Linked DNA regions of Homo sapiens: region 2 is linked to region 1. A link is an interaction called in ENCODE POLR2A ChIA-PET data of the cell type or tissue named here. Cell type or tissue: Panc1. All regions are shown on one strand.

Region 1 (5,000 bases):
AACCATGCCTGTCTCTGTCTTTGTCCTTTAAGAGATCAGCACAGGGCCTAGCGCATAGTAGGTGCTCACTAAATACTGTAGCAGCTGGTATTGTTGGGAAATGATGCTGGGAGAGGCTGCTGCTGGAGAGAAGGGAGCCACCGACCGCCCTGCAGGCAGTCAGCGCCCTCAGTCCCTTCCTCCTCGCGGGCCGCAGAGGCTCCCCTTTCCCCGAGACGATAAGAATGCCCAGACGCCCCAAAACCCAGGCCGCGCCCCTCCGGGTAGAACTACAGTCCCCAGAAGGCCGCGAGGGGCGGAGCCACCAGCGCCCGCCCCGCCCGGGCCCGCCATGCCGCACAGCATCATGGGAGTTGTAGTTCAGGCCCTGTCCCCCGGGCAGCCGCTGGCGCGGACGTTCGCGGAGCAGCCCGGCGCCCGCGCGGCTCACGGGGCCCTAGGACCCCTCCCCTGGGGGACCTCCACCCTCCGCAGGCCTTTTGAATTAATCCTACTGCGCCGGGGACCCCAGGACAGTTCTGTCGCGTACTCCCGGGACCCTTTAAGGGGCGGGGCTGGGATCCTGCCCCACCCTTGACTCCCCCACCCTCCTCTCTCAAACATCACCCCGGGCGCTTTAAAACGCTTGATCTCGCTGGAACCTTTTCGGTCTCCGTTAGCCACACCTTGATTGTCGAGTGTGTGTCTGGCCCTTTGGGGACAGCGCTTAAAGTCGGGGTGGGCGGGGGAGGGGATCACCGACATTCAGTCTTGAGTGACACACCAGATGACCCCACCGGAGAGGAGGAGGGTGGCACAGGGGCCTGACGGACCTGGGGTATGGGCAAGGCTTCCAGGGGCCGGTGACATTCAGACTAGGCCTGGGTTGGCCAGGGCAGGAGCAGGGAAGGGTGTTCCAGTCAGAGGGAACAGCATGAAGGAGGGCTTCGAGGCTTTAGGGGAAGCAAAAGAAGGCCTGGGAGGCTGGCAGGCAGAGAACGGCTGGGGAGGGGCCGCTGGGAGGGGTGGAGAGGTGAGTAGGGCCCGTGGGAAGCACCTGGCGAAGAGTGTTTCTGATCCCCAAATCCAGTATGCGTGCCGGGTTCTCGGGCAGAGTGGCCAGGCGGAACGTGACCAGGGTTCAGTGGCAGAGCCTGGAACCAGCCTGGGGGTCCTGCTTCTCAGGCCCCGGCGTGTCCTTAGGGGAAGGGGAAGGAGACTTCCCAGGGCAGGGCTGCAGCAAGAGCTGGCACAATGCCATCCTCAGGGGGCACAATGCCCCCTCAAATCCCAGAAGCAAGGGGTTTGAGGAGGGAGTATGGGATATATGGGGAGGAGCAACATCCCTGCTGCTTGGAGGGGGAAACTGAGACCCTCACAGATTTTTGCTGAGTGAGCTTCTGTGAGGTCCAAGAAAAATCTTTTCCTCCCCGGCCTCTAGCTGTCAGGAGCCCGCCATGAAAAATAGGGGAGGGTCATTTTCACACCCTCCCCCATTCCAGATGTGGCAGGAGCAGGAAGGATTTGTGCCAGATGTTGGGGTCTGCGGGCCCAGCAAGTTGCCTGGGGCTCTGCTATTGAAAAGTGAACCTTAACTGGGTTGGCTGCGCTAGCGGTGATGGCCGTGAGATCCTGGGGGATGTGCTCCGTGGCCCTGGTCATGTCTGAAGGGAGAGGCAGGGAGCCCAGGCCTCACTGTCAGCAGCACCTGACTTTTGCTTCCACGGTCACCCTGGCAGATCCTTCTCAGCCTGCTTGACTCAGGGCATGACTTCCCTGCCTGGATCCCAGGCTTCCTACCCTGCCCCTCGGGCCCCTGGACTTCTCCAGAGTGTTCTGGACACGAGTGGTCCAGCAGAAATGAAGCTCCTTACCCCACTGAAAACGTCGGGTGTCTGTGCCCTGGGTGAGGATGGCACCCAGTGTGGCCTCATCCCCCAGATCAGAGGCCTGGCTCTGCTGGGGTTTGTCTTTGATTAATAAAAAATGGGGAAGCAAATCAATTAGCCCTTCACAAATGCAACTCAGATGGCAGGAAAAAAAATCTCTCATGATGCTTGGGGGCCTCTTCTTCACAAAAAGATGGGAACACACAGAAAGTGTTGGCCCGAGACCCCCGCCTCCCATCCTGATGGGAACTGCACACGTGCTTGAACAGGGAGAGGACACTGAATATGTACAGATTAAAAACTTAGGGTATGTGGGGCCATGGGGGTGCGGGGAGGGGTGAGGGGGGCGTTTGTTCTTCAGGAGCCCCTTCTCCACTGGCAGCCCTGGCTCCTGAGGACCAGGCACAGTCTTCACCTCTCTTCACCTCTTTGATTGAATTTCAGGGTCGATATTCTGGAAGCCAAGTGGTTTCTCCAGATGTCTGCTGGCTGTGTTGGAATCTCTGGAACGCTGGCTAAATGCAGATTCCTGGGCCCTCTTGCTCTGACATCCTGATACGTGGAATCCAAGGTGGGGCCCAGGAGTTTGGATTCTTTTTTTTTTTTTTTTTGAGACGAAGTCTCTCTCTGTCGCTCAGGCTGGAGTGCAGTGGCGTGATCTTTCACTGCCAGTCTGCCTCCCAGGGTCAAGCGATTCTCCTACCTCAGCCTCCAGAGTAGCTGGGACTACAGGTGCATGCCACCATACCTGGCTACTTTTTTTGTATTTTTAGTAGAGATGGGGTTTTGCCATGTTGGCTGGCCTGGTCTCAAACTCCTGACCTCAAGTGATTTGCCCACTTAGGCCTCCCAAAGTGCTGGGATCACAGGCATGAGCCACCATGCTCAGCCAGGAATATGGATTTTTAAGCAGCTCTTGAGGTAGTGGTGGTGGGCACTGAGTGGAGACCACTGCTCCAGAGTGGCGGGCAGCAATGGAGCCTCGAGCTCACAGCTCTGGAGTCTGCCAGATCGGGGTCCGGTCCCAGCTCCACTCTGACTGCAGGACATCTGTGATGTCCCCTTTCTAATCCTTGGGTCCTTGTCTGCAGAATGGTGATAATACCAGCCTCCTCAAGGGGTGCAGATAGAGAGCATGCTGTTCAGTACTGGGTAGCTGTTATTATTACTTTTATTGTTATTGGGAGGGAAGGAGGAGGAGGTGGCTGCTTTTGAGTTTTTTGTTTGTTTTATTTTTATTTTTTGAGACAGAATCTTGATCTGTCACCCAGGCTAGAGTACAGTGGCACGATCATGGCTCACTGTAACCTCTGCCTCCTGGTTTCAAAAGATTCTCCGGCCTCAGCCTCCCGAGTGGCCGGGACTACAGGCGTGCGCCACCACACCTGGCTAATTTTTGTATTTTTTGTAGACATGTGATTTCACCATGTTGGCCAGGCTGGTCTCGAACTCCTGACCTCAAGTGATCCACCCACCTCGGCCTCCCAAAGTCCTGGGATTATAGGTGTGAGCCACTGCGCCTGGTCTGCTTTTGAGTTTTTTGATTGCTGTGGAAATGCCTCTCAATACACAGTATGGGCGAGGTGCCCTTCTCCCTACACGCAGGGAAACCTGCGCCCCAGAATCAGGGCCTCATCAGAGCTGGAGACTCACCCAGGGCCTAGGGGTGTGGCTTGGAATGTCTATGGGGTGGGGTGGGCCGGGTGGTTACCCCTGTGGGAGGAGGGTTGGGGATGCACGGCAAGGATGGGCACGACAGGACCCCCAACCCTGCTCTAGAGAGCCCTCCAGGCCCCCTGGGCTGGGGGACCGGCTTTCTCCTTCTGCCTGGCCATTTGACTGTTGCGCAGTGCAGCTCCTTGTGATGCATTAGCTTGTCTGTTTCCTCTTTGGGCCGAGTCCTCTGAGCAGGGCCCTCTGTCTACTCTTTACCCTCTGGCCAAAGCAGAGGGTTTCTGTCCTCCAGACCTGGCCTGCAGATCCGCCATGGGGGTGAAATTGGGACATGGGTGTGGCTGTGTTTACCTGCCCAGCACCCCACCCTCTCAGTCACCCTCAGGTCCCTTTTTGAAGTGGTCCCCTGTCCTTCAGGAGCACACCTGTCATCCCAGGCTGGCCAATCAGCACATGGTGAGCATGCAGTCATGTGACCCAAGGCAGGCCAGTGAGATGCAGGCCTGGGACCTGGGAGCAAAGAAAGGGGAAGGGAAGCTCTCTTTTTGCCAGGGAGCCTAGGCTGGTAGGATACAAGGTTGGAATTGCCAGGGTCAACTGTGTGGGCAGCCTGCGCAAGATGAAGCCAACACTAGACAGCAGAGCTGAGAAATTGACAGGGGATGGCGGGAGGGAGACATTGTTTGAACACCTGTGTATTAGTCCGTTCTCACATTGCTGTAAAGAAATACCTGAGACTGGGTAACTCATGAAGAAAAGAGGTTTAATTGGTGCACAGTTCTGTAGGCTGTACAGAAAGCATAGTGCTGGCATCTGCTTGGCTTCTGGAGAAACTTACAATCATGGCGGAAGGTGAAGGGGAAGCAGCCATGTCACATGGCCAGAAAAGGAGCAAGAGAGAGAGAGAGAGGGGAGGTGCCACACACTTCTAAACAACCACATCTCATGAGAACTCACTCAGTATCACAAGAACAGCACTAAGAGGACGGTGCTAAACCACTCATGAGAAACCCATCCCCACGATCCAGCCACCTCCCACCAGGCCCCACCGCCATCATTGGGGTTGACAATTCAACGGGAAATTTGGGTGGGGACACAGATCCACACTATATCAACCCGGATCCAGCCTTGCCTGACACGGTCTATCCCTTTTGGCTTAGGACAATTTGAGTTGGCTTTCTGTCCTTGCGACTAGTTCTGATGAATGCAGAAAGCTTATTTCACCCATATGTCTGTCCTTCTGTCTACCTATCCATCCCATATTTACTGAACACCTGCTCCGTACCAGCCCCTGTTCTGGGGCCTGGCCCCAGCCCTCCGTTTGAAGGGACAGGTGACAAAGTGACGAGCCTTTTAGAGCATGGGACACTAGGAGCTGCTGCAGAGGTGAGCCCTGGTGGCTGTGGCTGTGAGAGTCTTTGTGTTGTGGGGAAGGGGAATCCAGGCAGGCTTTGTGGA
Region 2 (5,000 bases), 120 kb after region 1:
CCGTCACTCACTGCCGGAGAGGCCCTGCACGTGGATATTAGAGTTTGCTGGGTTTTGTTTGTCCTGAGCGAATGTCCGTCCATGTACAGGCTGATGGATTTTGTAGGTGCAAGGTCCCTAACGCAATCAATCTCTCTCCTCAAAAGACCATGAGCATGCCTGGACTCAGAGAGCACCGTGTGTGGGGGGCTGGCGTGGGCACGTGTCCGCAGCTGGGACTGGCTTCTAGGGTTCTGGGCTCAGGCAGGAGGGCGGGGTCCCAGGAGGTCATCTCTCTCTCCTTACCCTGGAGCCTTTGGAATTTGGTTTCCAAATGTCCTGAATTCCTGTTCATTAATATGTGGCTCAGTACAGTGCTTGTCCCGGCAGCAGGAGCTTGGTTGGTGTTAGTCTGCTGGGGAATGGGATAAAGCAGAGAAATGTCAAGCTTTCCCTTAAAAACAAAAAACAAAAGCAAACCCTCACATCTCCCACCAATAACACACCATTGTTATCCCTGTACTTAAGACATGTTGTTGCCGGGCATGGTAGCTCACACTTGTAATCCCGACACTTTGGGAGGCTGAGGCGGGTGGGTCACCTGAGGTTGGGAGTTTGAGACCAGCCTGACCAACATGGAGAAACCTCGTCTCTACTAAAAATACAAAATTAGCCGGGCATGGTGGTGCATGCCTGTAATCCCAGCTGCTGGGGAGGCTGAGGCAGGAGAATGGCTGGAACCCGGGAGGTGGAGGTTGTGGTGAGCTGAGATCGCACCATTGCCCTCCAGCCTGGGCAACAAGAGCAAAACTCTGTAAGAAAAGAAAAGAAAGAAAGAAATGTTATTTTGGAAAAACATCTGCCTGAACTCCAGGCAGTACCAGCACCTTCCTTGTGTCCAGCGTTGCATGGGGAGTGCCAGACAGCAAGGCCCCACTTGTGGGCAGGTCTGTGCACTGTGACATGCCAGCCTCTTCACAGCCCAGGTCATCCTCACCTCCACCCCATGAGGTGCAACTAGATGAAACTGCCACTTCCCAGATAAGGAAGATGCACAGGGAGCTAAGAGGCCCGGCTGAAGGTCCCACAGTGAGAAAAGTCAGTAGCCCAGCTGTGGGCCTGAGCCCCAGGTGCTCCAGTGGGCAGGATGGAGTCCTGGTCTTCAGCAAGGCTCAGCTTGGTGGGGGAGACACATCCCCGACCCCAGACAGACTTTGAGTTCTGGCAGCTGGGCACTGGGGGAGCTTTCTGGGAACAAGCGTGAACCACACATGGTCCCTGCCCTGGAGTCGCTTACATCTCCCAGGAGAGGGGGATACATCCACAGACTGTGAACACATGGGCCTAAGAGGGGCCACCCAGGGCTGCAGAACTGATCCATCCCATACAAAATCACTGAAAAGACCCCCACAGACCTTGCTTAAAAATAGTCTTCTTGGCCAGGTGCAGTGGCTCACGCCTGTGATTCCAGCACTTTGAGAGGCTGAGGTGGGTGGATCACCTGAGGGCGGGAGTTCAAGACCAGCCTGGCCAACATGGGAAAACCCCGTCTCTACTAAAAATACAAAAAATTAGCCGGGTGTGGTGGCGGATGCCTGTAATCCCAGCTACTCGGGAGGCTGAGGCAGGAGAATCGCTTGAACCTAGGAGGCAGAGATTGCTTTGAGCTGAGATCACGCCGCTGCACTCCAGCCTGGGCACTAGAGCGAGACTCCGTCTCAAAAGTCTCCTGGCGGTGTGTCCGCATCAGAGTTCAGGTCGTTCATTGTGAATGGATGGTGCATCTTTTACATCTAAGTGGACTCCTTTTTAAGCCGTATTTGAGACCTAGTTGGCTTTCCCTTCCCAAGAATGTCCTGGCCCATGGTCCTGGAGACCTCTGAACCTGGGTGTCCAGCTACTAGACACGTAAAAACCATTTCTAAGTACCCCTTGTGGGCCAGGCTTATATCTGTAATCCCAACACTTAGGGAGGCTGAGGCAGGAGGATTACTTGAGCCCAGGAGTTTGAGACCAGCTTGGGCAACAGGGTGAGACCCAGTGTCTACAAAGAGTAAGATGATTAGTGGAACATGCTGGTGTGCACCTGTAGTCCCAGCTACTTGGAGGCTGAGGTAGGAAGATCACTTGAGCCTGGGAGGTTGAGGCTGCAGTGAGTCTTGATTGTGCCACTGTACTCCAGCCTGGACAACACAGTGAGATCCTGTCTCAAAAAAAAAAAAAAAAAAAAAAAAGAAGCCCTTGTGTCCCTCCCCTGCAATCCTGTGCTGTGCCCAGAGGTGGCTTCCAGTCCAGAATGGAGAAGACGCATTCCGGCCGTCATGGGCTCTGGGGACCCCACCTCCTCCAGGCTGCTGGCAGATGGAGAAAATGTGTCTGGGGCAGAGGCTACGAGCTGAAGTTGCCAGTTGATAGCAGCACCTGCTGTATCCATCTGACCTTCCAGCTCTCACCTTTAACCTTTGCACTCTCCTGACCAGTATCTCCAAGGCCTCCAATCTCCTGTGGGTTGTGGGGTGGAAGTGAGAGGGGTAGGGGAGGGAAGAGGTCTGCCTGGGAGGAGCCAGGGAAGCAGCTGGGGTGGAAGCCCCACAGAGACCCCACTCCCTGGAATGCTTCTGGGCTGGCCGCACCCCCACGCTTGGTGCAGGTTTCTACAAGAAATTCAAATGTGTCTGCGGCTGGATTCTGCCAGGCTCCCCTGAAACCTGCAAACAAGAGCCCACATGTCCTCGAGGACAGCTTGCAAGAGAACGGGGGACGAGGAGCATCTAGCGAAAACCCAGGATGAGTGCACGAGGTGCCCCTTCCCATCCTGGGCCTCACAGGGCAGCCTGTGGCCACCCCCATCGCCAGCAGGGCTGGGTGGGAGTGGGGAAACAAAGACTTTATTTTAAAGAAAAGATGGGCCAGGCATGGTGGCTCACGCCTGTAATCCCAGCACTTTCGGAGGCTGAGATGGGCGGATCATGAGGTCAGGAGTTCGAGACCAGCCTGGCCAACATGGTGAAACCCTGTCTCTACTAAAGATAAAAAAAAATTAGCCAGGCGTGGTAGCACATGCCTGTAATCCCAGCTACTTGGGAGGCTGAGGCAGGAGAATCGTTTGAATCCAGGAGGTGGAGGTTGCAGTGAACTGAGATCGCGCCATTATACTCCAGCCTGGGCAACAGGGTAAGACTCCGTCTCAAAAAAAAAAAAAAAAAAAAAAAAAAGCCAGGTGCGATGGCTCACGCCTGTAATCCCAGCACTTTTGGAGGCCAAGGTGGGAGAAACATTTGGGTTCAGGAGTTCGAGGCCAGCCCGGACAACATGGCGAAACCCTGTCTCTACTAAAAATACAAAAATTAGCCGGGTGTGGTGGCAGGCACCTGTAATCCCAGCTACTCAGGAGGCTGAGGCAGGAGAATCACCTGAACCTGGGAGGTGGAGGTTGCAGTGAGCAGAGATCGTGCCATTGCACTCCAGCATGGGGGACAAGAACAAGACTCTATCTCAAAAAAAAAAAAAAAAAAAAAAGGATAAGAGAGCAGGTGCCACCGCTGAAAAATAATCCCGACAAATGCCTTCCCTTCTGCACCTCAAATTTCTCAACTAATTCCTCTCTCTGTTCCCACTGGGAAAGTCCCTTCTTCTGTTATTTGCCCCAAGGCCCATGTTTGCCCAACGAGCAAACTGCATTTGTTAAGTAACATAAGCGTTCTCATTTTGGGTTACTGAAGGGCAGAGATGATGCCTGTTAACTCCCATCAGCTCCCAGCAGACTGAACAGGCACAGTGGGCTGACACCATCCCACCCAAAGCAAAGAAATGTGGTGGAGGAAGCCTGGGGCGGCCTGGCCTGCAGTAAAGGTGCAGTGACCGTCAGGGACTGGGAGAGGCTGTGAATAGCATGGAGCCAGTCCCCACACCAGAGAGCCTTTGAAGGCTTGCTCCACGGAACCAATTGGGAACTGCTGGGCTAAGCCAGTTGGATGGAGGTGCAGTTCTGACCATCCCCGTGGCCACTCCCACTTCCCCTGGACAGCAGGGTATCCAGGGACAACTCAGTGGCTGTGGGATCACCCTGACTCTGCCATTTAGTAGGCTGTCCTTGGGGAGATGACTTCCCCTCTCTGAGACCTTGGGTCCCAGGGTCTCCCTCCTGGGTTGGGAGTGCTCTGTAAGGGCCAAGTGTCTTTCATGTCGCTGTCACCTCTCTTTCAGGTCTCCTGACTTCCCACCATGTGATGCAATGATCATCTTGCTGGATTTCTGTGATGAGAGAGGGATGCTGTGGTATAGAATAAACATGGAAATGGGTCTTGGGAAATTCCTCTGGAGTCCCTCTGAGGAGTGGTCTGTGATGGGACAGGGGCCCTGGAAGGGGAGGGAGGAAGGCAGGTGTGGCCGCCCCTTAGGAGGCAGGCAGAGGGCACCCTGCAACCAGGGTGCATCCAAGCGTTCCCCAACCTTAATGTGCCTTGACTCGCTGTGGGGTTTCGTTCAGATGCAGGTTCTGAGGGAGCAGGCCTGGCCAGGGGCTCCCAGGTGAGATGGAGGCTGTGCCAGCTGGGACCACATTCTTTGTAGTAAGGGTGTTACGAATTCTTTTCACCCTCAGTGCCCACGCCTGAGCCTCTGGCTGGAGGGAAGTGGGCAGGCCACTTGATGTCTGCAGAGATGCCTCCAGAAAGGCCCGAGAGCCCCAGAATGCATGTGCCAGGAAACACGAAGCAACATGAGGGTAAAATTATGTTTTTAACAGAAGAAAAGACCTCTGCCTTGCAGCGTGTAGACAGATTTCTATTCCCACCCCCACGCAGCCCCAGGGACCTGAAAGAATGTGGTTTTCTGAGCACGGCCTTCCGTTGCTGAAGGGGGCGGATCCACTCTTAAAAAGTTGCTGTAAAATGAATTTTTCTATATCAAATGCTATTTTCCAGTGGCTTGTGTTTTAAGACCATGGTTTCATTCCCACTGAGAAATACCCAGCCTTGGTGTTCCGGATGCAGCAACCACGAAGGGGTGGGGGCTCAAGG

The links. ChIA-PET counts read pairs that join two places held together with the same protein. Peaks named below come from ENCODE experiments on the same cell type or tissue, not always from the same donor. Only the 100,000 strongest peaks of a DNase experiment are listed, where the experiment ranks them.
Region 2: POLR2A ChIA-PET joins it to region 1 with 11 read pairs; 7 of 35 experiments call an interaction of 5 or more read pairs at or near these places.

What each region holds. Positions count from the first base shown.
Region 1 is chr9:129,202,618-129,207,617 of GRCh38, forward strand. The region is part of intron 1 of LOC105376289 (a long non-coding RNA gene); the gene reads left to right. Among named protein-coding and RNA genes, the nearest start is that of IER5L, 27 kb to the left of the region's middle. RefSeq lists an enhancer at 173-467 and a silencer at 221-630. In Panc1, no CTCF peak of the experiment used is centred here; no DNase peak of the experiment used is centred here; H3K4me3 peaks cover 884 bases; H3K27ac peaks cover 1,108 bases.
Region 2 is chr9:129,324,108-129,329,107 of GRCh38, forward strand. No RefSeq gene overlaps it. Among named protein-coding and RNA genes, the nearest start is that of LINC02913, 5.6 kb to the left of the region's middle. RefSeq lists an enhancer at 469-970. In Panc1, no CTCF peak of the experiment used is centred here; no DNase peak of the experiment used is centred here; H3K27ac peaks cover 1,130 bases.